7 separate regions of the Mus musculus genome follow, and all the other regions are linked to region 1. Evidence: chromatin loops called from intact Hi-C (ENCODE). Cell type or tissue: heart. All regions are shown on one strand.

Region 1 (4,000 bases):
ACATGCAGGCCAAAAAACGCTATTTCATCCTGCTCTCAGCTGGCTCTTGTCTCGCCCTTTTGTTTTATTTTGGAGGCGTGCAGTTTAGGGCATCGAGGAGCCACAGCCGGAGAGAAGAGCACAGTGGTCGGAATGGCTTGCACCAGCCCAGTCCGGATCATTTCTGGCCCCGCTTCCCGGACGCTCTGCGCCCTTTCTTTCCTTGGGATCAATTGGAAAACGAGGATTCCAGCGTGCACATTTCCCCCCGGCAGAAGCGAGACGCCAACTCGAGCATCTACAAAGGCAAGAAGTGCCGCATGGAGTCCTGCTTCGATTTCACCCTTTGCAAGAAAAACGGCTTCAAAGTCTACGTGTACCCGCAGCAGAAAGGGGAGAAAATCGCCGAAAGTTACCAAAACATTCTAGCGGCCATCGAGGGCTCCAGGTTCTACACCTCGGACCCCAGCCAGGCGTGCCTCTTTGTCTTGAGTCTGGATACTTTAGACAGAGACCAGTTATCACCTCAGTATGTGCACAATTTGAGATCCAAAGTGCAGAGTCTCCACTTGTGGAACAATGGTAGGAATCATTTAATTTTTAATTTATATTCTGGCACTTGGCCTGACTACACTGAGGACGTGGGGTTTGACATCGGCCAGGCGATGCTGGCCAAAGCCAGCATCAGTACTGAAAACTTCCGACCAAACTTTGATGTTTCTATTCCCCTCTTTTCTAAGGATCATCCCAGGACAGGAGGGGAGAGGGGGTTTTTGAAATTTAACACCATCCCTCCTCTCAGGAAGTACATGCTGGTATTCAAGGGGAAGCGGTACCTGACAGGGATAGGGTCAGACACCAGGAATGCCTTATATCACGTCCATAACGGGGAGGACGTCTTGCTCCTCACCACCTGCAAGCATGGCAAAGACTGGCAAAAGCACAAGGATTCTCGCTGTGACAGAGACAACACCGAGTATGAGAAGTGAGTAAGGGCTGCCTCCCTTCGAGGCTCGGCCCTGGGCCCTGGATACCTGAGTCCAGGTGGGAGGGTGGGGGATGCGGGGTGGAGACAGAAGCCCTCAGTTCTGTTGCTTCCTTGGGATCCAGCGGCTGGGTTCAAGTGTGTGGGGTGAGCTTGGGCTTCTCAGGCAAACTCGACAAGAGTACTCTCTCCAGTCAAGTTGGTGAAGAAGGGAATCTTCCTGATACTTTGAAAACCATTCAGGACCCATGTGTCTTTGGCGCATTATGGGGGCTCGGATCCAAGTTTTGGAAAGGGTACTAAAGGGTATTTGTGACGACTCAGAGAGACACATGTTCTACGCAAGTCCACAGACTCTGACCCCTGGGCTTTGTCTGTTTCTCTCAAGAACATGGGTACCTGTTCTCTGTGCAGTTGGCTAGGCTTAAATTTGCACCTTCCCCCCTAAGCTTTAGATTCTTGATTCCTAGAATATTTTCATTTTTACCTTCCCAACTTGTGACTGCCTCTTACTTCCTCTACAGCACTGATGTTTATGAAGGGTAGAGTGTAAGCTGGTTAGGGTCATTCATTCATTCATTCATTCCTATAAGCCCTCTCTTTCTTGGGGAAACTTTAAAATCTGGGCCTCAGGCCCACTGCAGTGAACTACCCTTACTAATTTAGATTTCCCTTTCTTCTTTGTCTTTATCTATTTGCATATAAATGTGGACTGTTACTCTTTGAATGGGCTTGAGATGCCTCCTTAGCCTCTGTGGAGGGGAGAGTTTTGTTTAGTTGCTAAGTAACTGAGTTGGTTACTTTGTAGCCCCTTTCAGTCTTCCTTTTCCTCGTCTTTCACAGTCGCTGACACACAGGATTTCAGGTCAAAGTTAGAATCCACAAATCTGCTTGAAACCGAGGCTGGCCTGTGGGTCCATCGGTCAGCTTCCTGATAGCTGAGGTCAGTGCCCCAGACTCACTTGTGTCCGGCTGGGAAAGAGTGAGCGCCTATGGTGCATTTCCACTTTACGCCAGTTAAAAACCAGAGCAGCCTTGTGCTAGCTACCCAGGGAAGGAAGGAGAAACCTCTCAGCTGAGTACAAGAGGAACTGGCAGAGGTTGGCAGATTGTGCAATTGATTCATGAAATGCAGAATAGGGGAAAAGGCTTCCAGATGGGGTTGGATCAGGAAGGGGTGGGGGTGGGGGTAACCGGGCCCTGAAATGAAAGGTGTGATTATTTATTGTCCATGGATTCCCTCAGACTCTCTGGTCTTGGTGGGAGTGATTGGATGGGATAGTAAAGTCCTCCCCGACTTGATCATAGAAGGGAGAGGAAATATCAAGCCTGGGGCTTCTGCTTCTGAGCCCCTTGGACGTTTTCCGTTTCAATCCTGGGAAAAGCCTGAGGCCAGGATCAATTGTGAATCCATCGTTCCTTTCCTCTTACACACGGAAGTTCTGCGTGAATGTTGAGTGTTGTTGTGACAGAGTAAAAATACTCTTTAACTGTGGTCAGAAAGAAACTGCTTTGTTGAAAGGACAATATACTTTGATAGATTCTGGGGGTGCTTGTGCCTTCTAGGAATTTCTTTGGCTGGCGTGAAGAGGCTGATCTTTTGATGGCTTCTAAAGCAATCTCTCCAAGCTTTATAGAAAGATCATGACGTTCTTCATTCGGAAAGAGCGGATGTTCCTTGTGTGTTCGACCCCCCCACCCCCACCCCAGATGCCAATTCTTTACATTTTCTATGGAAAACTTTTGTTTTCTAGAGAGCGGAGATGGAGAAAGGTGTGGTTGATTGGCTTCGGAGCAACTTTGTTTTGCTAATTGAATGTAATTAATTTTTCACCTTTCGGTCCTTGGGCCAAGAAATCTGACACCCTCCACCTCTTCTTGATTTAAGTTTAAAGACCACCTGGGACGGGGCCTCAGGATCGTCTCTGTTTGGGACTGTGGCATCCAGAAAGAAAACAAGTTTACTATTCTCCTGAGCAGGGTTTTTCAGGGCTTTCTGTTTCCTTTTACAATCCCGCTAGCTCTGATTTTGTTTACTAGGATGTGTTAGTAGTGCAGACTGGAACTCCTAGAGATTTAACTCCTTACCCATCTTGGATTGTCAGAATTGTTTACTCACAAATATTGCTGGGTGTTTGTTTGCTTTTGACTTTGGAATACACAGGGTGGAAATAAGAATGCAGGAATCTGGAAGCCGTGACTATACACCAGGCTACACCGATGCTGCACTCGGAAGTAAAGGGCAATGCAGAATTCCTCAGCCACACTGAGGCTAACCACACCAGACCCTTGGAGATGAGATGCTGAAGTCAGATCTGTGGAAGTGGTCCTTCCTGGAGTCATCTCTGAGTTGATTTTTACCCAGGGTTTAAGCAGTTTCCGAGGTGTTCTAGGCATTCATTTGGTAATGGCTTGTAAAGACGAGATCAATTTTCATCTACTTCTCTTCTGCATTAGCAAGTACCTATGAAAAGGTTTCAACTTAATTTGCCTCGGCAAGCAACCTGGTATGGGTTTGCTGGGGACACCGGATCTGATAATTAGATTGGAAATTTATAGCCCCTTGGTCAAGTTAGGCTACTAGAAGAACATAAGCAGATACTTCAACTCCAAGATATCGTGATGGTGTGTAATGTTGTAGGTCTCAAGGGAAGTGTCCCACTGGTGATTTTGTGAAAAGCACATGAATGTCACCGGTGCAGAACAGCTGGGTGGCATGAATGGGAATTACTTTTGCTCTAGAGAAAAAGTTCCTGCAAACTTTGATCCAGCTTCTCAATTACATTAAATATCATTTTTTTTCATAGTGCACATAATTTTTACTAGTTACATATCTTTTTCATTTTAATTTTTTCACTTTATTTCATTTCTCACTGTCCTGGAAGGAGCTCTGTAGAACAGGCTGGCCTTCAACTCAGGGATCCACCTATCTCGGCCTCCGGAGTACTGGGATTAAAGGTTTGAGCCACCACATCTGGCTTTCAGTTACTCATTATAACCGGTGTAGTTGGCACCAGCCGAACTGAGTCACTGCTG
Region 2 (4,000 bases), 350 kb before region 1:
TTCGAGAATGGAGCTCTGTTCTGAAGCTGGGTGGTTACTAGGAGGACTCTCATAATGTAGTTTCCTTCACTAACCCCATTCTGCAGAGCTCCATTTTTTCCTTAATCCATAGTTTTTCCCCCAAAAAACATCATGGGCCACATTTCTAAACACTTCTTTAAATATGCAAATGTTCTGAAAAAAATCAAAATACAAACACAGTAGGTAACTCATTAAAATAAAATTGGAGTTTTACATAATCAAATAGTCTTCAGTGATGATTCTGCGAATGCATGTAGATGGTATGTATTTGAGGCGATGGTACGTATTTGAGATGGATGCTACAGCGAGGGCAAGCAAGCCTGGAGAAGTCAAGCAAGGTCCTGTTGGCTGAGAGGTTCTCCTCTGATTCTATCATATGTTGGTTGTCCTCAGTAGCACTTGGCCAGGTTAGCCAAGCCTCAATAAATGAATCTGTATGCCAGAAAATGGTTTGATTTTCACTTAGGACAATCTCTACAATCTGGAATTTTGGCAGCTGTACCATTTAGCTCAACAAGCTCTATGTTATTTTAGATGAAGCCCAGTCTCGGCTATTTGATTCTGTTCACGTTTAAAGGTTTCTTTGAATCCAGCTGACTCCCAAGGGCCTGTTAGAGGCAACTGAATAGAAGGGCAATGTCACTAATTATTCTGTACCAGAATTTGAGTGATGTTCCCTGACTTGGAGGGGTTGAGGGGGAGGCGGTAGGGATGGAAGCATTGTCTGGTCAAAGTTCTTTCCCTAATCTATTAGCTTAATTAATAGTAACAATTACTGTAGTTAGTAATCAGGATGCTAATCTATTCTTATAATGTTTTCTGTTTTTCTTTACGTCCCACTTTTCAATGTCATCGCACTGGTTAAGATGAGTAACTGTGTCTTTGTTTCCACTTCAGTAGAGCTGTTAAATTAGTGAACCCAGGTTCCCTGATTTGCTAGAAAGAAAATCTGATTTCTCCTTTTCCTTTTACAACTCCGTCCACTGATGTCTGTGCTTTGCTGAGATGTGGGGAATGTCTAAGAAAAAAAAATAGCCATCCAGAGAGAAGGGAAGGGGCACACTGAACGAATGACATTGAACCATAACTGCCATGGAAGGCCTCTCTTCCTCTCTTCGCTCTCACACGGGACAGGCAGACAGTTTGAGTCAGAGCTGCCACTTCTGCACATGGAATGTGTCCAGGAGACTTGGCTGTTCCACATGTGTGGGCAGATTGGACAGCTCATCCTTAAAACATACTTAGGAATGGAGACTGTTTATCCTAGAATGGGTTACTAAAAGCCGTAGGCTAGAAGGAAATGTAATGCTACCAAAACCTCATCAAGAGTCACCTTCCTGGTATGCTCATCTTGAACAAAGAGCAGAAGCTACACATTCTCCTTTAGTCAATTTTTTTTTCCAGTTAAGTACAACCTTTTGTCAAAAAGTGGTTTTGCCTTTCTGTTATTTTTATAACATAAAGTAACTGATTATCCCTAATAATGTACATGTACACTCAAGGATTATCTTGTTATCTTTATCCTTTAAAGTAGTTTATCCTCAAATTATCCGAATGCAAAAGGAAGCATGGCCATGGTGGCCGTGTGCATCTTTATATCTGTCTTGTTCTGGGAGGGTACAAACTAAAACATAAAAGATCTGAAATACAGAGCTGTGTGGTGGTTCTCAATCTGTTTGAGAAATTATCCTTGGAAGAAATATTTGCGAAGGATTATTTACCTGCTTTGTCCTAAAGACTTCTCCTCAGTCTTTGTGGGCAGGACACTAGATGGTGAGTAGTTTGCAGTTCTCTTGAGTTCCTCCAGGGGGAGCAGTTACACCAACTAACGGTAGAGTTGGCTTTGCAATAGCTTTCTATAGAGTGATAATTAACATATGCAGAGAAAAGGTTTGTTTAGACCCACATTTTGAAGATTCAGTACAGAAGTAGGCAGACCCATTGCTTTGATCTTCTGTGGGTAGACCAAAGGATGGGGAACACTGGACAGAGCATCCACGCATCACTTACCTAGAGAGCAAAGCTGGGCAAAGGCGGAGGTTCCACAGTCACCTTGAGGGTACATGACAATGACCTACGATCAGGCTCCTGTTCCCACCTTTTAAAACTACCATCTCTGAACAGCGCCACTCGTGCAGCTACGTGAGATGGGATGAGAGACGCTAGTAATATTCTTTTAAAAAGAAATTTCTCCTTAGTCACACTGGACTCTAAATTGATCAGCTTGCTGTCCTTCTCTGTTCCAGAAGTGTGATCGACCTGGTCAGTGTCCCTGCAAACTCTAGAACACTCTGCTAGCTAGGCCTTAGGTACGTAGTATTCACTGGGACATTCTGTGGTGATAGAACCTAACCTTAGCAGTGCAGGCTTATGGAAAATATGAAGGGATTACCTCCCCATTTAAGGGGTCTCCAGTGGTCTTCCTCATCTATACCATGAACCCCACCCTTTAATATAAAGCTACTTTTAGTAATAGAATATATATTGAGCCTAACATTTCAAAATGAAAGGGCTGGTTGAATTCTATTCAAAGACTTCCAGAGTAAGAGTAAAGGTCAGATACTAAGTGTGCTAAATTGAGATGGATTAGGTATGAAGTAGACTATTTCTCAGACTGATGCTGAAAAGCTATAAAGGTATTCCCCACTCCTTTCTTTCTTAAAAATGGTAGGTGAATACTGAAACGTCACTAAGATGTTGTAGATTTGTTGTTGTTGATGATGATGATGATTTTCTTAAGACAAGAGTTCCATGTATTCCATGTAGTCAGGAATGTCCTTGACCTTCTGATCTTCCTGCCTCCAGCTACTCAATGTTGGGACCATACATGGATGTAGTGTTTCAAATAGAACCAAGGGCTTTGTCTGTGTTTGGCATGCATTTTGCCAACTAAGTTACCAGCCCAAACCCATGTTTGGCAGGTAACTGTTCTCAACCTCTCCTTTTACTTCACACATAATAATTTTCTACTGGACAGAGTTGAAACAATGAATTAATAGTAATTTTTCTCTTTACAATTCTTGAAAATAAAGTGCCCTTCCTTGGAAACTGCAATCTTAGAGGGAAAATGGTCTTGTATTCCGACTCAGAATACAGTAGGAAGATGTCTGTAGAGAATAAATGTTTGCAAACTCTTTATTTAAGTGTGCTTTAACCAAACACCTAGTAAGAGTTGCAGTTTATTAATGAGTTGCAAAATTTCCAAGTTGGGAAATACAGCTATGCCAATGATTCATCATTTGGCAGACAGTCAAGCCTGACAGCCATTGTTTAATAACTTTTTATCCATTAAAAACTCTGATTCACTGCAAACATCCGAGATTTCAGCAGATTACCCCCCACCTCTTGACCCTGCACCAAATTGCTCAATTATGTTCTATAAAGAGTTTTTATTATTCTTTCAAATTTGAAGTAACAGGAAAAACGATAGTAAGCCATATTACATATATTCTCTTGTTCTTACTGGTCTAATGATGCTCTCAAAAATCTATCGCTCATTCTGTGCCTACTCTGTTTATGTGCTGAGTACCTATTATCTGTGTATGAAATTGGGCTAGGCGCTACCAGGCCTGGGATGGAAAATAGGATGCTGTGTCACTCATTTGACTATCCTGGCAGGTCAGTGAGCTCTGGGCCTTCACTCTATCCACCTCCCTGGCTCCAGGACTATACACAGCACTATGTTATATTTTCACAGGGCCAAGGACATGCTTCTCAAATTTCCACAGTGCATCATATAAATCTCTCTTCCAGCATCCTCACTTCCAGGTGACATCTCCCACACTTATTTCACTGAAAGCTGTCTCTCATACTTTCTACCTAAAACCCTTTGTCACATCTGTCTTCTAAAGTCAATGCCACATGAACCTCTCTCTTGGTAACACATTCTGATGGTTATCTGTTTCTACATAACAGAAAAACTCAAAAAAACAAAATCTCAGAACGTTTATAGGGAAGACATTTTAATAAAGCTCTGCTG
Region 3 (4,000 bases), 84 kb after region 1:
GGAGTGGAATGTGGCATAAAAGTTGAAATCGGTGATACGTAAAGAAGGGACCATGAGGTGTTCTTTCCAATTCCAGCAAGGCTGAAAACATGAAAATCTCAAATACTGTGAGGTTAACCACTTACTTACCTTTCCGGTGACTGCAGAAGCGGAGATGGGCCTGTTATCTCAGCTAGTAATTTCTGCATGAAATTCTATTAAAACCGTCTTTGGGTAGACTTTTTAGAAGGAGTCCTACTGAAGCCCCGAATACAGAATTTATATTCACTCCCTTTTTTAAAAGACCTGGCAACTTGCTTCAGAGACACTGGAGGAGCCTTTGAAACGAGGGCTGCCTGACATTTTTGGGTGTCTTTTCAACAATGGGGTAGTCAGAGGTCTGCAACATGAGAACATAAAAGAACCATTTCCCGTGTGTTGAATTTACTGCTTTTGGTTATTAGCCACTGCTGGCTTCAAGGCTGTGCTGTTGGTGCTTCTGTGGGCCGGACGTGAGTACCTCATCTCTGCCACTTTCCATTGTTAACTTTGGGAAGACTCGTTTAACCTTTGCCTTAATCCAACTATAAAAGCAGGATGCAGACACATGTTTAACAGTACATCAAGTACTTAAAATAGTGTCTGGCACCCAGAAAAGATGTCTTTTCCTCTTAACTTGTTAGAATGGGACATAATGATAGGGAAGGAAATAGTCCGCCACCCTACAGCCTTGAAGGCATGGTTGAAGGTCATTCTGAGGAGCCTTAAGCATTCCTTTTCCCAGTGCAGACGATGAGAGATGCAGGATCACAGGACACGACTCTCCCTGTTCTACAGTTTGTACCCATTATTGATTGTGTGGTGGCTTCTAACAGTGTAATGCTGGCTTCTGCACTTTAACGATTATTCTTCTCGTAAGCATGTCTCTGCCTCACATTCTGTTTTCTATACACAGGCATCCTGTGCACAGTGGTTCCCAGCACTGTCTAGAGATAAATGCTCGTGACTTCAGTCTCCCTCTACGGAAGACGCCATTCTGTCTTTCTACCACCTCTTTCCTTTCCTGTCCCATTGTCCTGCTTACCACATGAAAAGGACCAAGGGTGGAAATCAAACGTAGGAAACTAACGGTTTCAGAAACGAAGGGCTGGATTTCTAAAGCCTTCATAATATATTATTATTTTGATATTTTTGTGTTTGGATCTTTAAGGTTTTTTTGTTTGTTTACGTGTTTGTTTTCATTTTTATTTTTTCCTCCTCTGCTTCCAAAGTCTCCAGAAGCACGTTGGTCATGGTTTTACAGCTTTGCAGTGATGGGTGCGATAGTTGCTTTTTTTTTATTGAACCATAGATTGCAGCATTGTAAAGCTTACTCATTCGGAGGAGGAATGAAGGCCATTTTTAATTGCACTTGGGAAGTGGGACAGTCTTATTAAATTAAACCTGCATCTGTATTGAAAGGAAGAGAGAGAAAACAAGATTGTGTTCTCTTTGGGATTTGGAGTTTCCCAGAGCTGGAGTGAACTCAGGGCTGCATGACAAAAGCTGTAGCTCCAGTCTCTTGGGATTCTGAGTCAGAATTTCCTCAGTCCTGTGATTAACCACATCTACCCATAACCATGACAAATTAACCAACCAGGGACACACACACACACACACACACACACACACACACACGTGCTTACAGCTAGGAGAGTGGCATAGAGAGTTTTATAGTAAAAACATCTATGGCTATGCCTGTCCACTTTGTTAGTTTACTAGGACGGCCATGGCAAAAGTCCATGAAAATCAGTAGCTTAGGCCACACCAGCCTTATGTTATAGAGCCTAGAGGTCTAAGACCTGGGTATCTGCAGGCTGCTTCCTTCATCCAGCTGACAGATGCCTTTTCCTTTTCTCTGCTCCTTTGACCTTCCTTGGTTTACAGAACCTTTGTCCTGTCTTCATCTTCAAGTCAGTAATGCATTCAAGTTTCCTCTCTCTCCTCCCCCCCCCCCCCCCCTTCACTTACAGGCTCATCCAAACCCAGACTTTCTCCTCTTGTAAGGACGTGAGTCATATGTGTTTCAGGGCCCATTCTGCTCTATCATAACCTTTTAACATAAGTACTCTTATATAACAATGCTCTTATTTCCATACAAAATCACAGTCAAGAGATAATGAGGATTATGGCTAGGAGAGGGACATAATTCAACCTCAAACATACTTGTGAGTTTGCCTTTCTTGGTATTCCTCTGTGTGTGTGTGTGTGTGTGTGTGTGTGTGTGTGTGTGTGTGTGTGTTTTAGTTACAACTTTCTGTGATAGGTTGTTGAGTAGTTCTCACAAGTATTGAAATTGCTTGGAAGGGGGAAAAGCATTATGCAACGAACGGCACTAATTTCCGTCTTGACATTTCAGGGAGCGATTCTGGAAAGTGAGGCAGCTCTGAGCCAATGCGTGGAGGAGCCTGTGCGAGAGAGCTCATTCCTTTTGTTGCATTTTTTTTTCCAGAGATTCTTTTGGCAGCGCTGGGCCCAGTCCAGATGCCTTCCACGTCAGGTGGCTTAAGCATGTGTGTGCACGATTGTGTGCAGGGTTGTGCGCAGCCAATTACAGTTGGAAACAGTTGCTTAGCCAGCAATTAGGTTCCTTGCCGTCTAGAATTACATTGCTTTAAATTAAGATTCTGCAGATTTGAGTTGCTTTGATAATTTTGCAAAATCCATTTTGAGGTTATAGCTAAAAATGTAATCTTCCAATTAGGAGGGTTTTTTTTATCTGATACCTGTTTTGTTCATTAGGCTGTGGGCCTATTTTAATTTTTTTTTTTTTTTTTTGCTTGCTTTATAAATCAGTCGCAAGAGTGTAAGTCAGCCAGAGGAAGGGAGGGGAATCCTGTGTCTTTGGCCCTAAAGGTGACTTTCCTAAGGAGCCGATTCAGTTTTGTTACTTTTTCTCTTCTAAATGCATCATATAGTTTGTGTGTGTGTTTCAAGTAAAGCCCAAGGTTTTACAAGAGGCAAAACCTCTCACAACTGAACTCTGTTGTTTAAATATGAACTAGTATTCTATTATTAAACCAGGCCAGCTGAGACAAGCTTTTTAATTAGCCTACAAAAGAGAGGAAACAGTGTGAGGCGAATGAGGTAGTTTTACTTAGGAGGAATGTCTTGGAGGCTTAAAAACCGTCTTCCGCTGACCAGATTTGGATCCATTTACACTAAAATCTTGACTTTGTTCCCTCTGACGATTACCTTATCTCTGTAAATGCACTTACCAGTACTCGAGGGCACAGAATGCTACGAGCCACAAACATTGTTAAAGTGTACTAGGAAGTTGACCAGTATGCCGTGTGTCCCCGGAATTCATCTTTATGGTTTCTGCACGGTGATCCTGTTCCTTTGAACCAGCACGAGGAAGAGACTGAGCCCCACCATGATCGAGAGGCCTGCTGCTGCCTGTCTAGTCTCTAACTCACTATTCTGTGATGGTGGGAACCTTTGGCTTGTTGTTTTTTTTTGTTTTTTTTGTTTTTTTTTTTTTTTTTGTGTTTGTTTGTTTGTTTTTTTGAGACAGGGTTTCTCTGTATAGCCCTGGCTGTCCTGGAACTCACTTTGTAGACTAGGCTGGCCTCGAACTCAGAAATCCGCCTGCCTCTGCCTCCTGAGTGCTGGGATTAAAGGCGTGCGCCACCACGCCTGGCTACCTTTGGCTTGTTGTATGCAAGCAGTAAGCAGAGGTGAGTTTGAGATGAGTTTGCACGTGCTATAGGTTATTTTTTCCTGAGATGATTTTTTTGCGTCTTGTTCACTCTGCGGCAGCTTGGCGTAGCTCCTGAGAGAGTTGAGCCTTCTGGTTGGCAAGGCTCAGAGCAGAAGGTGACCTCAGTGGGGCTAGTCCTTCAGCCCTTGCTTCCCCTCCCATCTTCCCACCACACTGAAGTCCCTTTTGTTCTTTGAAACCAACTCTGCTTTTATAGATCTGCAAGGCCTTGTCCCCATTGTGCATCTGGATGGTGTCTGTCCCCTTTGGCTTATTACT
Region 4 (4,000 bases), 210 kb after region 1:
AGAATAACTTTATCTTCTGAGCGATGTGAAGCAGCTGGGAAAGGCGGCAGTGGTTGGCTCTGACCAAGCTCAGGGTTCCTGGGTGCCTGTGTGTAACACCTCTGAACTCTCTGGCTTCCTACAAGACCACAGCAGAGCTACTTCTCGCCTCCTCAGCCTATCTTGATCAAGGTGTGCAGAGGTGGCAGGGGGAAGGAGCTAGGCTATGGAGCAGGGGAGAGTCCCAACAGGGGCTGTGTCTGTTTGAAATTTCCCTAGAAAGTCCATCGTCTTGATTGACTGTCTTTCTGGTGTCCATGTGTAGAACCAAAACTCCTAAGGAAGATGGCATCTGGCAGGAAGATCATGTATTGGCCTGTTTATTCTTACACTCAGTGCCAAGTCATAGATTGTCTTTTTAGAACATATTGATCCTCACTGCCACTAGAGCTATATTCACCCCTCCCCCAAAGCCTAGACTTTAACTCCCTTCATAAAGCACATCTGGATGTTATGAGAATGACTTTGTAAACACACTACTGAGAGGTGCCCTTCTGGACTGTACCAGGTAGGATCTTCTTGCATCCAGGGCAAACCACTGAAGCTTTCTCTGCAGTTTTGTTTCCTCACCTGCAAAAAAAAAGGAAATTGATATAATGGTGCTTGCTTTTATGCTTACTTTGCAAAGTAAAAGAAGTTTCCATATACAAGAAAAAAGTAAAAAGCAACTGCAGAATTAAGCACTTATTAGCCGTGTGTGTGTGTGTGTGTGTGTGTGTGTGTGTGTGTGTGTGTGTGTTTCATTGATTTGCCTATGTTGCCCCAAGGTTGTGTGTTAATGGATGGGAATCAGAGACACTCACTGCCCTCCCTCCCAGACAGTTGTGTTTGGCCCTACCACTTACATTCCTTTCTCCACCAGTACCTCCACCCCCCACCCCCACAGAGACTGACTTTGTTTCCATTGTTCTTGCATGTGTGGAGAATGCTGCAACTTGCCACCCAGCATTCCTGCGTTCCACTTTTTGGATTGCTCTTCCCTTGCCCCTGGAGCTGTGTTCTCCCGCAGTCCTTAGACCTTGTCTTCTGCAGAGAGGGCTTCCCTGGTATCTGTCCTCATTAGGATACTACCCCCCAGCATCTCTAGTCACATGGGTGGCTCTTTTGCTCTCATCCCAATGTGTAGTTGTACCTTCCATTTGCACATTGTCAGTGTGTACAGTCCCTGTAGATGGGATGTTCTGCAGGACATATTCTGTTTCCTTTTGGGACCTGTGGGATATCCAGCAGCTATTTCCAGGGGTTAGTGGGCTCAGAGCGAATAGCCTCCGTACATGTAGGCTCAGAGGATGTGTAAGTTGACTAAATGAGATGTAGCCATTCCAAGTAGTAGGAGTGATACCTTTCTCCTTTCTGACTGGTGGATCATGATCATCCTAGCTACATTTATTCCTGCCCCCTATTTTTCTCAACCTTCTAACAGGAACGAAAAGGAAGCCAACAAAATTACCAGACACCCCTTTTAGAGAAGGGGTGTCTCTCTGCATTCCTACTTGGTATCTTTTTTGATGGTTCGGAGGAGGAAGCAGGGTCTTACAGCCTTTCTCACCAGACCAGTTCAATGAGGACACTTGCCATATGGACGTGCCCCATCTGCTGGCTGCATCTGGTGCCTACATTCACAGTGGATTGGGAAGCCCTGTGTAGTAGCAAATGCTGGCTGCATCATCTTTAAGAGTGGCCAACGCTATACAAGGCGTTGGAACCAAATTGGTGGTCCTGCTGATGTCCAGAATGACCATGAATCAAGAGTTTGCTTTTGGAACACACATTTTCATAATCACAGCAGCAGACTGAGTTCATTCAGTAAGCATTACCAAGGTTCACACTAGGACACAAGGGATAAAATGCAGAGTGAAATGCCATCATTCACTGTTTTGTTGTTCTCTGTATGTATTATGTGGACCAAGGTTACAGCATGTAGCAAATACCTTCTGTGTGAGACAGATGACAGACAGAGAGATGTGGCACTCTCATGCCCCACCCCCCCACGCCCCCCCCACCCCCGCTTTCGAGGTGTGAGGGGACTTCCTTTGTGAACCGTAAGTTTTAAGATAACAATTTCAGACATCTCATGGAATTTTCTGGCTTTCTTTTCACAGCCCCCAAATAAGGACTTAAATTTCCTATAAGGCTCAATAAATAGATAGAATGTGTTGCTTTGCATAAATAAATATAACTATATTAAAGTGGCAGGCTGTTTCCTTTGTCAATAAATGTTTTATGTCGTAGCCTCCATGCCGGAGTATCTCGTGTAAATTATGGATTAGACTTGGAGTAGCCCAGCATGGGCTGCCCGTTGAGTGGCAGCAGGCCGCTCTGTGACATTCACAGATGGTTCTCCACTGCAGACTGGGCTATAGATGCCCATGGTCTTATATTCAGGGCAGGAAAGGAGTTTGAGTGGGTAGAGGGAGGGAAAGAAGCCCTTGGGAAAGAAACCCAATGTGTTTGTCTCTAGTATGGCTAATTTTACAGACCACATGAAATGTTTTCCTACCAAAACAAGTACTTGGTTGTTGTTGGAGGAGGCATCTCTTCCCAACATCCCGTCTCCTATGAGTCCTTTCTGACGTCTAGCCACTTCACCTGGATACAAGGCATTACTATCACAGTAGTTACTATTGTGATTCAGTAGTAACTATTGTGATATATATCACAAGGGTATCTATTGTGATAGTATACTATCACAATAGCACAGTGATACAGTATCACAATAGCACCTGGCTCCTGGGGACAGGTAAGGGACATCACAAAGGAAGCAAAGATAGCTCAGCACTTGCCAATTCTCTCTGAGAAAGTGCAGCCCAGAGTTCCTGGAACTTCTCATTTGTCATAAGAAGTCTAAGATCTCAATTTTGATAGGAATTCTGCTAATGTGAAAATGTTATCGGGGCCTATCTGGAGTGAACCAAATGTATCAGTGAGCAGTGCTGTACTCTATCTAATCGGTGGCCCAAGTTAGAGCCCCTGTTAAAAATTCATCTCTGCTGTGTATATACACATCTCGTGTTTACAAAGGACACTACTGAGTCACTGCTGTGTGGTCGGAAATATGTTACAATACATACTCAATAAAATCAAGACAGCTCAATAGGAAAGAAATGTACAGTAGTGTCCCACAAGAGTAAAGTCACTGAGCACCCTTCGTTGGGAGATGTTTCCCTTCCTGAGTTTGCTTATGCTAGGGTTGAAATAGCCCAGAAGTAATATGTGCACATAAACTCTTGTCCTGAATTCAGTTGGGTATTTTTTTTGTCTTTAATTTCTATTATTCTATAGAGATTCATCTATCATCCATTTGGAATTAATCTCTCCAGTATCATATCCTTCAGATTTCTACATCTGGATAAGTAAGAATGATGTTTGAAATCTTAATCTGATAAATAATTCTGAGGTTTGTTTTTTCTTGTTTTATTTTGTTGCGTTGTCCCTGTTTGAGGTCAGAGCTAGCTCTGTAACCCATCTGGCCTTGAATTTGTGATCATCTTTCCCAGCTTTGGTACTGTGATTACAGGCGTGTGCTACTATGAGTAGCCTTCTCAACCCTTCTATTATTTCCGTTAAATTTGTTTTGTGAATAAGTAGCCACTGACTTAATCTTCCTCATCATTAACACATAGTCTCTAGTAAGAAGACTCCCAGGGGAGTAGGGGAGTAATCCTGATGTCTGGGGCTTGGGGCCTATGTGATCCCTGGGAGGATTTCACAAGAGTGGGTGAACTAAATGAACATACCTGCCATGTTTAATGGTTGCTTGCTCGGAATAGTTTACACAGATGACCATATTGGGGGAGAAGGAGGGAAAGGGGGTCAGAATATGAATGTACCTGGAAATCAGCACGTATGAGTTCTATGTTTTAAGATTTCATGGTACTTTATTTGTATTACCCATGAGCACCATAATCTTTTGTGTGAATGATGCTTTGAAAGAGATTATTTCTACTTATTTCTGCATGAC
Region 5 (4,000 bases), 110 kb after region 1:
TTAGTGTACAATGGAGATTTATAAAAAACAAACATGCAGGGTGAGCCTGGTGGTGCACACTTCTAATCTCAGCAGGTGGATCTCTATGTATTTGAGGAAAGGGAGTTCTAAGCTAGCAAAGCTAAATAGAGTGAGATGTTCACTCTCAATAAAACAGGAGATAAAAAGCAAGCACAATATGGTCATTGTGCCGTGCTGGGAAGTGGCAGTCAGGGCTTCAACTTTATCAGCCCTTTAGTGTAGGGAGAGAAAGCAGAAGGGGACTTCCCTTTCCCATAACTACTGACTTTCACTGCAGTTGGGGCTGAACCACGGTGATCTGGATCGTGGACATCTTGGCATCTGATTCTCCATCTTCAGAGCTGGGTAAGATCATGAGAATAAAATCAGTGTTCAGCAGGCTGGGTCTCAGAAAAGAGCACTCATGGAAAAATTTAGCCTTTTCTTCAACAAAACAAAACAAAAACATTAGTTGCTTGGCTCAGGGTGGGTAGAGGGTCAGTGAAAGAGGAATATTCAGTTGCATTACAATAAGCCATTTCAAAAAACCGACTGTTTCCCATTTGCTTGTGGTTCTTCTCTTCCCTTTTCCAATTTACTTGAAGAACTGTAGGAATAATGTAGTTTTACAAAATGTCTCAGATGTTCCAATATGAAGATTTGTTTTCCCAGTTACTGGGCTGCCTCACAAATTACTATATGCTTTGCCAGCACGAACAGCTGTTTATTACAATGATGGATTTAAGAGAGGGGAGAACATTAAGTATTAAGATTGCAGATACCTTTGCTTTGTGCCGTTCAGGGCCCTGGCTGAAGAGCATGGGTGGGGTTCAGCTCATCTGAAGTTATAGTAATAGAAATTCTTATGCCAGGGTGGTGGCGCACGCCTTTAATCCCAGCACTCGAGGAGGCAGAGGCAGGCAGAGCTCTTGAGTTTGAGGTCAACCTGAGTTTTAGAATGAGTTCCAGGACATCCAGGACTACACAGAGGAATCCCATCTTGAATACAAAACAAAACAAAACAAAACAAAAAATACAAAATGAAATAAATAAATAAATAAATAAATAAAAATAACGGTGTGACTGTGACCACTTCTTTCCCATCACAAAATAGGTTTTGTTTTGTTTTAAAGACAGCCCGTCACCTGGCTGTCCTGAAATTTATTATGTAGAACATGCTGGCTTTGAGCTTACAGATATCTGCCCCCCTCTGCTACCCATACTAGGAGTAAAGGGAGTGTCACAGTGCTCTGGTTTAAAATCTGTGTAGTATAGTTCCTGTCCTACTTCTTGTGGTGCCAAGAGTTTATACAATGCCTGTTTGAGGAAATGGAGTGACACAGACCTGTGATCTTCATGGTAATATATATAAGGGTTCCATGCAGACAAGCACTAGGCTATCTGAACAATTGATACAGTCCTGAGTGATTGATACAGCACATACAGTGTGAATATGCTGGACTAATTCAGAATAGCACGCAACAAAACTCTTGGAGATGCTCATTTCTGAAGATTTCCATTGAATATATTCTGTTGTTTTCTGCGGGCTCTTGAAGCTTTGGATGATGGGAGTTAGCTGCGTATTTGCGTTGTCCAACAGGGTGGCTAGTAGGTACACAGGACTCTTGAGCAATTGGACTATGAGCCATGCAAGTAATTAATTAATTAGTTAATTAATCAATCCAGGTCAGGGGCAGCTGCCTGAGGATTCCCATTGCTGAGGAATGACAAATTTCTAGATAGACATTAGAGAATGTTCATATCTGCAACCAGTCTGGCACAGTTCTTCCCAGCAACCCAGTCCAGACATTCACTTGTTGATTCTGCAGACAGTGCATCCTGTGTACCAGACATCATTAACTTAGAAGATGGCAGTGGACAATAAGGATGCTTGTAGTAAAGTAGATGAGAAGGTAAGCTGAGGTTTCTATAAGACCATCTATAATGTCTCTGGCATGGTTCTGTGAGGAATGCATACAAGGGATAACTGGGTCAAACATGTAAGTCCCTTTGAGAAAGTGTTGTGAAACTGGATCTTAGCTCTAAGCCAGAATTTTAAGGCATTTTTCTTAGAGGTGGGTCCTTTAGGCAATAAGGAAAACAAGAGATTAAAAAAACCAAACACAATATGGTTCTTGTGCCGCACTGGGACGGGGCAGTCAGAGCTCAAACATTCTCAGCCCTCTAGTGTGGGGAGAGGAAAGCAGCAGGACAACAAGCTAAGCTTTTTTCTGGAGACTTCCCCACCAGACAATGCTTTTTTTGTTAGAGAGAGCACTGTAACTTCCCCAGCCAGCCACATCTTTCACTTGGAACGAGCTTCCCCACCCACACCATGCATATTGAGAACCAGGAACATACCCAGCAGGTCACCAGTCCAGAAAAATCCATAGCTCAAGGGGATATCATTGATGAATTACAGGCAAGTTGCCTGTCAGCAGGAAACATGGATTGGATTAGAGACTTCTTCTACCATGCTGGTTTTTCTAAAGAAGATCTGGCTCCAAAACAAAGATGCCTGAACACACGGTCAGCACTGAAAACAAATATTGATTGGCCCCCCCGTGGAGGAGCCAAGCTAGAGTGGGTCGGAGGCTGATGTCAAAAAGTGCTGGGGTGTGGAAAACCATTACTGTGCTGATGGGTCAGAATGCTAGCTCCATTTATTTGTAAGATCGCAGGAGTGGGAGGGGATATTTAAGTGGTAGAAGGAGGAGGGCAAAGGAGATGGTTTGGGTGGACACTCCCGTGGGCCTTACTTCCTATGGGCCCGTCCTCCTTGTTGCCTGCTCTGCATTTTCTGACTCGATCCCTTCCCACTCCCCTTTAAAAGTGCTGTGCAAGATTCACTTAATTGAAAGAATATGTCCAAACAGCTGATGCTCTGTAATGTTTAGATTCAGGATTCAGACCATAGGCTTGGTGTTCTTATTATGCCGGTAGGAAAAAAAAAAACCATGCTGGTTGCATCTGATTTCATCTGTCTACTGGGTTAGAAGTACTGTGGTCTCTGCCAGATGTACGAGATACTGTAAAAGGAGCATTTTCTCTAGTGAATCAGTCTTCCTAGCGCCGTAGATGTAGCTTGTCTGAAACAGCTTGTTCCTCTGTGGACGAGGCTGGCTTTGGTTCAGTCTCCTCTCGTGAAATGTAGAACTGCAGAAGCCCAATCTAGAGTTCTTTCAATGAAGACAAACAAACAAGCAAACAAAATCTTCAATTCAAAGCTTGCATTGAAACCTACGGTTTTGTTGCACATGGAGAGCGACATTCTCCAGAAGTATCTCTAATGGTGGAATATTCTAAAGGTACAGGGCAACCATTAGCCTTGGGTTGATATTGAATATTGAAATGTAAATAGTGCGAATGAGGTCTAAATTCCTAAAAGGTAGCCTTGCGTGGTCCGCCATCCCGAAGCCCAGAGCTTGGGTCTGCGTTTAGAGGATGTGTTAGCAGAGGTAGAAGGAGCACTTTGTCAGTGCTCTCACTTTCAACAGCATCTCCGTTCGAGATTCATATCTTTCCTTCCTTCATATTCTAGAAAGAAGCAGCGGTGGCCAGGCTGCCACCAGCAGGGTGCAGGGCTGAGGCTAGAGATTGCGGAAACTGCCATTAAAATACTGCCATTTTAACTCTGTCGTTCATTTTCCTAAAGCACTCCAGCCAGACATGCAGGCCTTTGGCAGTGGGAACCATATCCCCTACCCCTGAGGAGCCTCTGGTTCACTGCAATGCTGAAAGTTCTCTGTCTGACATGTTGACTCAGCCTTAAATAATATTGTTACTTAACTCTGCCAATGAGTAGACATCCAGGTTTCTCGGGCTATACTGCATATCCCACAAGGACAGAGGAACAGATATATACGTATAGGCCATGGTATCTAGCACTAATATGGCCATTTCTTCTCTCCATAGAAAGCATATGCAGTTGTATGCTGATCACCGCTGTGCCTTTTGCCCTTGATTTCTCTGAGTGATTGAGTTTTGTGCTTCAGGTTGG
Region 6 (4,000 bases), 79 kb after region 1:
CTCCTGATGTCTCCTCCAATGGCCAGGCCTCCTTTCAAGCTTCCTCTAGCCCTGTTTGTTCTCCCTTCTGCCTCAACCCTCTAGTCTCCTGAGCTGTTGTTACTCAGGCAAGTGTGTCTCAAGCCCCTTGCCCTGGATGCAGTGTCCTGGACTAGTTCTTGATAGCACTGATCAGCAGAGTCTTTGTGGTAAGTTAATAACTCTGGGGTGGAGAGATGGAGCTGAAGGCTCATGGAGGCAAAAGCTGGGTTCCATACCCACAACCTTCAGTGGAAGGAAAGAACCAACTGTTCAACATTCTTTGACACGTCTGACCTGACATGTGTCCTGGAAAGAGTTATGGTCTATTCTCAGGCTCTCAACTCCTCTCCCATCCCCTCCTTTCTTTGATTCCATTCCCATCTTTCTCTTTCTTTGTCTTATGCATGCTAGTTAGGCATGCACTTAAACAATCTGTCCCGCCTCCTGAGTGCAGTCCTATCTGGGCACTCCTGGCATTTCCCCCCCTCTGTTGTTTCTAATAGTTCTTGAGAGGACAGTCGTACTAAGAAGCCTAGCAGCAAAGCTCTGAGATGTCTTGGCAGTTACTAAGAATAGCTTCTGGCTTATTTTCCCACTCTTTCCTCCTCTGTTTTGTCTTAACTCTGAAGCATAAGAGCTCCCTCTTATCTTATTAACAAAATAATACATTCTCTCCTGGGCAATTACACGAGTGTATATGATCTCTTCCGACTGCCAGCCGTCTGTGTCTGTCCAGAAGTCAGCAAGGGGATGAAAAGGGTTCAAGGAAGGGGGCAGTAAGTGACAACAGAACACACTGTAGACTACTTGTCAGCCTGAGGCAGGTCTGATGTCCAGCATCTCTATGTTCCCAGCCCCGGAGTCACTGCTTCTAATGCATCATGGCCCTGGACCGTGAGAATGAATGATCAGTGGGAAGAAAGGAAGAAGTGCTTTGTATGAGCTTCACAGTCCCATCCTTTACCTCACTGGTCCTGGCCCCGACACTGTGGTTCAGGAACTGCTAGAGCCATGTATTCCTCGGTACTATAGCCACTTCTTCATGTCATTCCTATGTAGGCTCCTTCCTCCCCTCCTCAGCAGTAGCTTTTTATTTTTAGAAGTTTTTTATTGTTTATTGTTAGCATTATTTAAAGCAGGGTCTAACTCTGTGGCTCAGACCGGCTTCAACGTTATCATCTTGATGGCGCAGCTTTGGAGTGATGAGGCTGAGGTGTCCCATCATGCCCAGCTTCTGTATTAATCTTTGGTGATTGTGTTCATGTGTGCATATCTTCAGGCATACATGCTCCTGTGGGCGTGTACCTGTGGAGCCAGACGTCAACATTGTTTTTGAAACAGTAGCTTTGCCTGGAACTTGCTGATTAGGCCAGGGTGGCTGACCAGCCAGTCTCAGGGAACCACCTGCCTCTACTCTCCCTGTACTGGGATAATAAGTGTATCCTGCTGTGCTACCGCATCTGGCTATTTTACATGGGTTCTGAGGATGGATGGATTTCAGTTCCTCATCCGTGAGTGGCATGCACTACCCACTGGGCTAACTTCCCAACATTGGTGATGGAGTTGACACAGGAAGGTTAATCTGTCACATGGCTCTGCATCTGGATGTGATCATCATTCCCTTTGGAAGGCAGAGGACTTGCTTCTGATTCCCATAGCTCCTCTGTCGCCTGGGAGTCTTCTAAATGTCCTCCACTCGGCTCAGGGATGTTCCTACTTCGAAGTTGCCATTGGCCGACTAAGGTTTCTTCTGAGCAACGCCAGGGAGGGTGTCCCTGTTGTCCTCCCATTGTTCTGAGTCTGGTGACACTGTATTTAATTGCCAGTACTCAGGACTGTTATGCTTCGTAAGGATTACTGGGTTATTTATAATTAGTTCATTGTCTGTGTACCAGTAATGCTACTTGAAGTTCTGGAAAATAGTTTAATAAGTCTCCTTTTCCCTACTCAGAGCAAACTTCCTTTTTCAGTAGTTATTGGGAAAGTAAACTTTACCCTCATTTATCTCAAGCAACGTAACTCTCTTACTCATGAACTTTATATCATAGTCAGTTAACATCTAGGAAATAATGTGACCTTGCCTTGAGATGACATGTCATATAACATAGGTATTGTGTTGGTTAGTTTTGTCATCTCCACACAAACTAGAGTCACCTGGGTAGAGGGAAGCTCAGGTGAAGAGTAGGCTGATTAAAGTGGGTGCCTACAGCCCATAGTAGTCAGGGCCATTCCTGGACAGGTTGCATGGGTAGTGTAAGAAATCCACTGAGTAAACCAGGGAGAGCAAGCCAGGGAGTAGCAGTCCTCCATGCCCTCTGCTTCACCTCCTCCCTCCAGGTTCCTCAGTGAGGTCCTGTCCTCAATGATGGACTTGGGAGTGTGAGATAAATAAGCCCTTTTGTCTCAAGTTGGTTTCGCCAGCGTTTAAAGAATGCAACAGAGGACTAGCTAGAATGTGGATTAAAACTCTAGACCTAAGTCCTCTAGCCCTCCTACCCCCTTTCCTGCCTTTCCCTTGGCTTTTGATAAAACCATCACATTAACATATGCTTGGATGAAAAAACTCTATTTTGTTCATTAATAGAAAATATGGATCAAATTTAAAAAACCTTTCCTTAAAAATTGTACTATAATCCTTTTTGTATGATTGTTTTTGTTGTTTTGTTTGTTTTGTTTTGTTTTTTGAGAAATATATCTGTTTTAAAATAGGGTGCTGAAAGGTTGTGCCAAACTATTTGTTGGTTTGAGTGGAAGATAAACCATTTACTTTTTGGAGTATACACACTTGATATTGTGTGTATACTAATCGTAATGCACTGTGCCAAATCAGTGGGGGTGGGGTGCTTCAATGGAAAGCCTCATTCTGTAAATGTTTGACCATGGGAAAAAAATACAGGACTTTTTAACCTGCCTGGTTGCATTCCATAAAATAATAAATTAATGGAATTATGAAAATAACAGGGCTGGTGAGATGGCTCAGTTGGTAAGAGCACCTGACTGCTCTTCCAGGCTGCTCTTCCGAAGGTCCCGAGTTCAAATCCCAGAAACCACATGGTGGCTCACAACCATCCGTAACAAGATCTGACTCCCTTTTCTGGAGTGTCTGAAGACAGCTACAGTGTACTTACATATAAATAAATATTTAAAAAAAAATTAAGAAAATAACAGACAGTCATTATAGCCATTTTGGTCAAACTTTGGTAGTTCATAGTGAGGCCTCAGGGAAAGGAAGATGCATCTTTTAAACACGTATTATTTTTTCTCTCTCTTTTCCCAACACTATTTTTTCTTGTTTTCTCTCTGATACATTCTCATATATATATCAACTTCATAGACACCCAATAGGTTATTGCTCATAGGCAACATAATTGTACAGAATATAAAGCCTATGATTACAGTTTCATTGGTGGTTGGCTTGTCAGAGATTTTATGAGTCTTGAGACTTGCTTGAAAAGCATGGATTTCAGCCACGTTTCTGTTTGATTTCAGGTAGACCGTTCTTTATATTTTCCCTCCCTCCCTCCTTCCCTCCCTCCTTCCCTTTATCCCTTCATCCATATGTATATTATAGTAGGTTGATCAGGGCAACTAAATGACTAAGAGGATGGCGTGGATTGAGATAAACAGCAAAAATATTAGGATTTGAGAGTTGGAGGATGAAGAGTGACGTGTAGAGTACTGTTCTGGGGAACTCACACTTGCTTCCCAAATCCCAGAAGGCTGTAATAAAAGGGCACCTCTCTACAGCAGAAGGAAGTCGTTTAAGTTTGAATAAAAGGAAAAAGGATGTGTGTGTCCAGATGATAACAAGCAAATAGGATTCATCTTCCTGAGTATGTTTGTAGTGCTCAAGGATATGTGTTCTAGAGTGACTGGGACGGAGCCTGATAGCAGAGACTCCAGGATAATACAGGGAAACCCAGACACCTTCTCTAATCCTCCCGTCGGTCATCACCCACAGAAGGGATTCGATGCAGTC
Region 7 (4,000 bases), 120 kb after region 1:
GGGGGGGAGGGAAGGGAAGAGAGAGCTCTTCCTCTCCTAGAAATCAGAGGACAACTTCCAGGGGCCAGGTCCCTTTCTTTCATCATGTGGCTAACGATTCAGGTTTGGCAGCTTGTGCCTTATTTTGCTTAGCCATCTTTCCAGCCTGGTAGATGGAATTTTAACATGGTCCCCAAGACTTCCATACTCTACTAGACTCATACTCTCCAGTTGTCTTGTTGAATAAACGTATAAGGGCTACTCCGAAAGGATGATTTTGTAGATAAAATTAAGACCTTAGAGATAGGAATTATCTATTAGATTATTGTGACGAGACCTATCCTATTCTGATGATCTGGAGCCTTCAGAAGGTACTACATATGTCCTGCAGATAAGGATTGACATGGGCTGGAGCATCTCCTTGCTTTTAAAAAGGGAGAGAGTGGACAAGAAAGTCAGGTGTCCTCTGATAGCAGAGACTAGCTTTTAACTGAGGGCAATATGCAAACAGAGACCTAAGGAATTCTGCCACACCATTCCTAGACCGAGACCCATAGCTCCAAAGGACAACACAATTTTAACTATACCTTGTGCAATCCTGGGTGGTAGAGTCAGCCAAATTGTGTCTGTGAGCCAACAGTCAGTGGGTGGTCTTTCCAGTTGCTCTGTTTATGGTAATTGATTACCTTGGTGATAAAAACAAAACGTGTGAATTCTACCGTCTAGTTGTTGGATATGTTGGATGATGGGGGCTGGGGGTGGCAGCGGGTAGTGGTCATCAAGCTAGAAAGGGGCCCAGGAGATGGGGAAAAACAGAGGCTATAAGGGAAGCCATGTGAGCAATACAAGGGCCATTGCTGAGGGTTGAGGATGATAGTGGGGCAGGGGCAGGGCCATGCCGATGGGAGGACAAAGAATCAACCGAGTCTGAGTATGTATGAAAATGCCATATGCAAACCTGTTGCTCTGCATGCCATTTAAATCTTAAAAATTACAGAGACTATAAAGTTCTTCCTTTAAAAGGATCTGTTTACAGTTTCTGTAAGTGCAGAGAGCCGGTCAGTGCCAACCAGGAGGAACTATCAGCGTTGCTTGCCTTGCTCCTTAGGGACCCAGTGAAATGAATAGATAAAAAGGTTTTGTAATTAGTAGATCAACTGTTTATAAATTAATGGGTAGCTCCAAAGTACTACAGGGGACCCAAAATAGTTTCTGCCAAGTGTTTTATCTATTCTTGGAATGGCCTTATTCATGCATTATAATTTGCTTAGCCGTTCGTCCTCCATAGACAGCACAAAGATTAGTTACAACCTCCTCTCCTTTGAATACTGTAGTTTCCTTATTAGTAAAGTCAAACCTGATAACTTTTAAAAACAAACAAACAAACAACGGCAGCAGTTTAAAAACAAAAACCCATTTAGGAACATTATGATGTCTGCAGACATTTTCCTACGGACATAATACTCTTTAAGTCTGTTCACATCCTCATGGCTTCACTCTTGAGGCGTAGGCTCACCCAGCCTCTGGATAGAAGACACCATATTTGGGCAGTCAATAAACCTGCAAATGGTCCCTTGAAAAGGAAGCTACTGATGGATCTGGCTTTTCCATGAATGACAGCATAGCCACAGACAGCAGAGGACCGCTTCCTGGCCCACAGCAAACACCACCCTGCTGTGCAGTCCCTGCATGGGGCTGCCCTCCCAGCAGGGATGTGTGTTTCCCCGGGTGCCTGAGGACTGCAGCTTGGCCTTTTTGTTTACAGGAGAGAGGACAGTGACCTCTGTCTTCCAGCTGCTGTGAATGAAAACAGTGTTGGAGAACCAGAGTGAAGTTTCCACTTTACGAGTCACTGAGGGGGGAGGGGGGAAGGAATGGGCAATCTGGGTGGGGGTGGGGCATATTCTCAACCTTCCCTAGTGAAAGAGTGGGTGGGATAAAGTTCAGACCTTTGGATTAGAACACAGATGATGGGAAAGTGGAAAGAGACTAGTTCTTCAGCAAACTTTCTGGGCAGGCTTTCCATATATTGAGTTTGGAAGAGAAACAGAAAAGGCATACACACAGTTTGTAAGGACTTACTTTTTCAAACAGTGGCATTAATTGTGTACGCTTAGGGATGGGATTCTCCTCTCTCAAGGTCTCTCCCGAAGAGAAACAGCTGCTCATTAGCTAGCTTAGTGTGACTTAAAATCTGGAGGCTGTTCAGCACTGCTGTGTGGCTGTTTCTCAAGTTTTGCTTGGTGGTAACCGTCAAAGAGAAGCTCCTGTCCAGGGTCAGGGAATATGGACGGGGTGGATCCCTCCTGGGTCACCACCTCCTGCCAGGAAGCAAGCTGTGTGGAAGCAAGCAGTGGAAGCTTGCCAAAAAGACATCCTGATCTCGGCACTCCTGGAGCTTGCAAATACCAATTATTTTCAATTGAAAGTTAAATGCATAATTGTATACTGTAACCTTATCATTAGAAATTTGCAACGTTACCGATGACACAGACAGGGTACAGTGATTCAAAAATACCTGGGTTAGTCAGAGAGGCAGTGGTTTTAAGCTCTGACAATTCAAGAAGGTCTCCGAGGTGGTAGCTTTTGAACGGAGACAGAAAATCAGGATGAATCGGCCATGTGAGGAGATGGGGGTAGAGTTGTTCCAAATAGGCTGGATGTAGGCAGATGTAGACCAAGAGGTCAACAGGAACTCTCTGCACATGATCCTTATGACCCTCCTCTTTTCTTCATTCTTCTTGTTTGTTTTTGTTCGTTTGTTTGTTTTTTTAATTTCTTAGATTTATTTTTATTATTTTATGTGTATGAGTGTTTTGACTGCATGTGTGCACCGCTTTCTAGCTTGGTGCACGAGGAAGTGGTGAGCCTCCGTGTAGGTGCCTGGAATCAAACCCTGGTCTTTCTCAACAAGTGCCCCTAAGTGCTGAGCCAACTCTCCATCCCAGATCCACAGGATCTTTCTTCTCTAAGGTTACTTTAGAGCCCAGGTACAAGGGAGACATGGAGGTACAGACTCTGTTTTGCATTTTAAAGAACTGCTTGTTTTATTTGCTTCCACTAACCAGCTTCCTTGGTCCCCCCTCCCTACACTTTCCATCACCCTCTTTCCTTTTGGAGTCTATCAGCCTGTTTGTAGAGATCATGTGATCTTTTTGCATTTTAACCTAATAAAGCAATGTCTTACGGTCAGGGACCAAAAGCTGGGCCTGTCACTTAGAATCCCTTCTACTTGTCCAAGTGGCAAACCTCGGAAGCTTCTCTGCTCTGATATTTTGTCTCCTTGGGTCTTATTATATCTTGCCCTATCTCTATGGCAAGATTGCAGGGAATTATCAAACCTAAAAGCGGTCTATCAGAAGTGCAGTTTCCCCTCTCATACTTACTGTAATGTGTGGATTAGTCATGGAACTGGTTGGTTGGCCACAAACCAGACCTAGCCTTCCCAGTGTCTCTATTTTCTGGAGACAGTCAGTAGAAATATGTCTCAGGAGGTCAGCACTAAGAGTGTGACTCATGTAGCTAAGACTCATCTGTAGATAAACACTTCGGAGCTTCCCTTGCTGTCCCACCACATCCCCAGAGAGAAACAGAACCTTCTTCCTGTCCCACTCCCCTGTCTCACTTTCTCGTATTGAATGTAAGACTTGCATTTACTTAGTTAATGTTTGTATGTGGACACACTTTTTTGTACCGTGAAGTCAGTTTTCTGATGGTCAGAGAACAGTGTTGGGGAGTTCTTTCTGTCTACCTAGTGGGACCGGAGATCAAATGTAGTTTGTTGGCCTTGCTGTCCATGGCCTTTACCTGCTGAGCCATCTCACCAACTCCACGGTGTTTCCTCTCCCTTTCCTTTCTTCTTTTCCTTCCTTCCTTCTTTATCCTTTCCAGAGTTGTAACTTAGAGAGAAACTTTCAGATAAGAAGTACTTTTGCATAGTTAAATACAAACATTGGACTCCTTAATGTATCTCAGCATTTGAAATTAAGATTCCAAAGGGGAGATTTATGGCTGGGGGAGG

What was found. Peaks named below come from ENCODE experiments on the same cell type or tissue, not always from the same donor. Only the 100,000 strongest peaks of a DNase experiment are listed, where the experiment ranks them.
Region 2: it touches region 1 in a loop (5-fold over the local background); 18 of 42 quality-filtered maps call a loop at or near these places.
Region 3: it touches region 1 in a loop (3-fold over the local background); 9 of 42 quality-filtered maps call a loop at or near these places.
Region 4: a loop joins it to region 1, with 3 times the contacts of the local background. A loop is called at or near these places in 23 of 42 quality-filtered maps.
Region 5: it touches region 1 in a loop (2.5-fold over the local background); 9 of 42 quality-filtered maps call a loop at or near these places.
Region 6: a loop joins it to region 1, with 2.7 times the contacts of the local background. A loop is called at or near these places in 10 of 42 quality-filtered maps.
Region 7: it touches region 1 in a loop (2.9-fold over the local background); 8 of 42 quality-filtered maps call a loop at or near these places.

Annotation. Positions count from the first base shown.
Region 1 is chr15:53,341,366-53,345,365 of GRCm38, reverse strand. It overlaps Ext1 (exostosin glycosyltransferase 1), which reads left to right. Exons shown (of 11, transcript NM_010162.2): 1 at 1-964. The coding sequence starts at 3. Among named protein-coding and RNA genes, the nearest start is that of Ext1, 2.8 kb to the left of the region's middle. In heart, a CTCF peak has its summit at 1,979; DNase peaks (open chromatin) are centred at 945 and 1,975; H3K4me3 peaks cover 3,651 bases; H3K27ac peaks cover 2,862 bases.
Region 2 is chr15:53,686,689-53,690,688 of GRCm38, reverse strand. All of the region lies in intron 3 of Samd12 (sterile alpha motif domain containing 12), which reads left to right. Among named protein-coding and RNA genes, the nearest start is that of Mir28c, 74 kb to the right of the region's middle. In heart, a CTCF peak has its summit at 1,822; no DNase peak of the experiment used is centred here.
Region 3 is chr15:53,256,957-53,260,956 of GRCm38, reverse strand. The region is part of intron 1 of Ext1 (exostosin glycosyltransferase 1); the gene reads left to right. Among named protein-coding and RNA genes, the nearest start is that of Ext1, 87 kb to the left of the region's middle. In heart, no CTCF peak of the experiment used is centred here; DNase peaks (open chromatin) are centred at 1,566 and 2,456; H3K27ac peaks cover 445 bases.
Region 4 is chr15:53,126,388-53,130,387 of GRCm38, reverse strand. All of the region lies in intron 1 of Ext1 (exostosin glycosyltransferase 1), which reads left to right. Among named protein-coding and RNA genes, the nearest start is that of Gm41323, 190 kb to the right of the region's middle. In heart, a CTCF peak has its summit at 1,633 (motif pointing left); a DNase peak (open chromatin) is centred at 1,637.
Region 5 is chr15:53,235,955-53,239,954 of GRCm38, reverse strand. The region is part of intron 1 of Ext1 (exostosin glycosyltransferase 1); the gene reads left to right. Among named protein-coding and RNA genes, the nearest start is that of Ext1, 110 kb to the left of the region's middle. In heart, a CTCF peak has its summit at 2,206; no DNase peak of the experiment used is centred here.
Region 6 is chr15:53,262,274-53,266,273 of GRCm38, reverse strand. The region is part of intron 1 of Ext1 (exostosin glycosyltransferase 1); the gene reads left to right. Among named protein-coding and RNA genes, the nearest start is that of Ext1, 82 kb to the left of the region's middle. In heart, no CTCF peak of the experiment used is centred here; DNase peaks (open chromatin) are centred at 1,733 and 3,917; H3K27ac peaks cover 1,336 bases.
Region 7 is chr15:53,222,063-53,226,062 of GRCm38, reverse strand. The region is part of intron 1 of Ext1 (exostosin glycosyltransferase 1); the gene reads left to right. Among named protein-coding and RNA genes, the nearest start is that of Ext1, 120 kb to the left of the region's middle. In heart, a CTCF peak has its summit at 1,741; DNase peaks (open chromatin) are centred at 1,692 and 2,292; H3K4me3 peaks cover 242 bases; H3K27ac peaks cover 941 bases.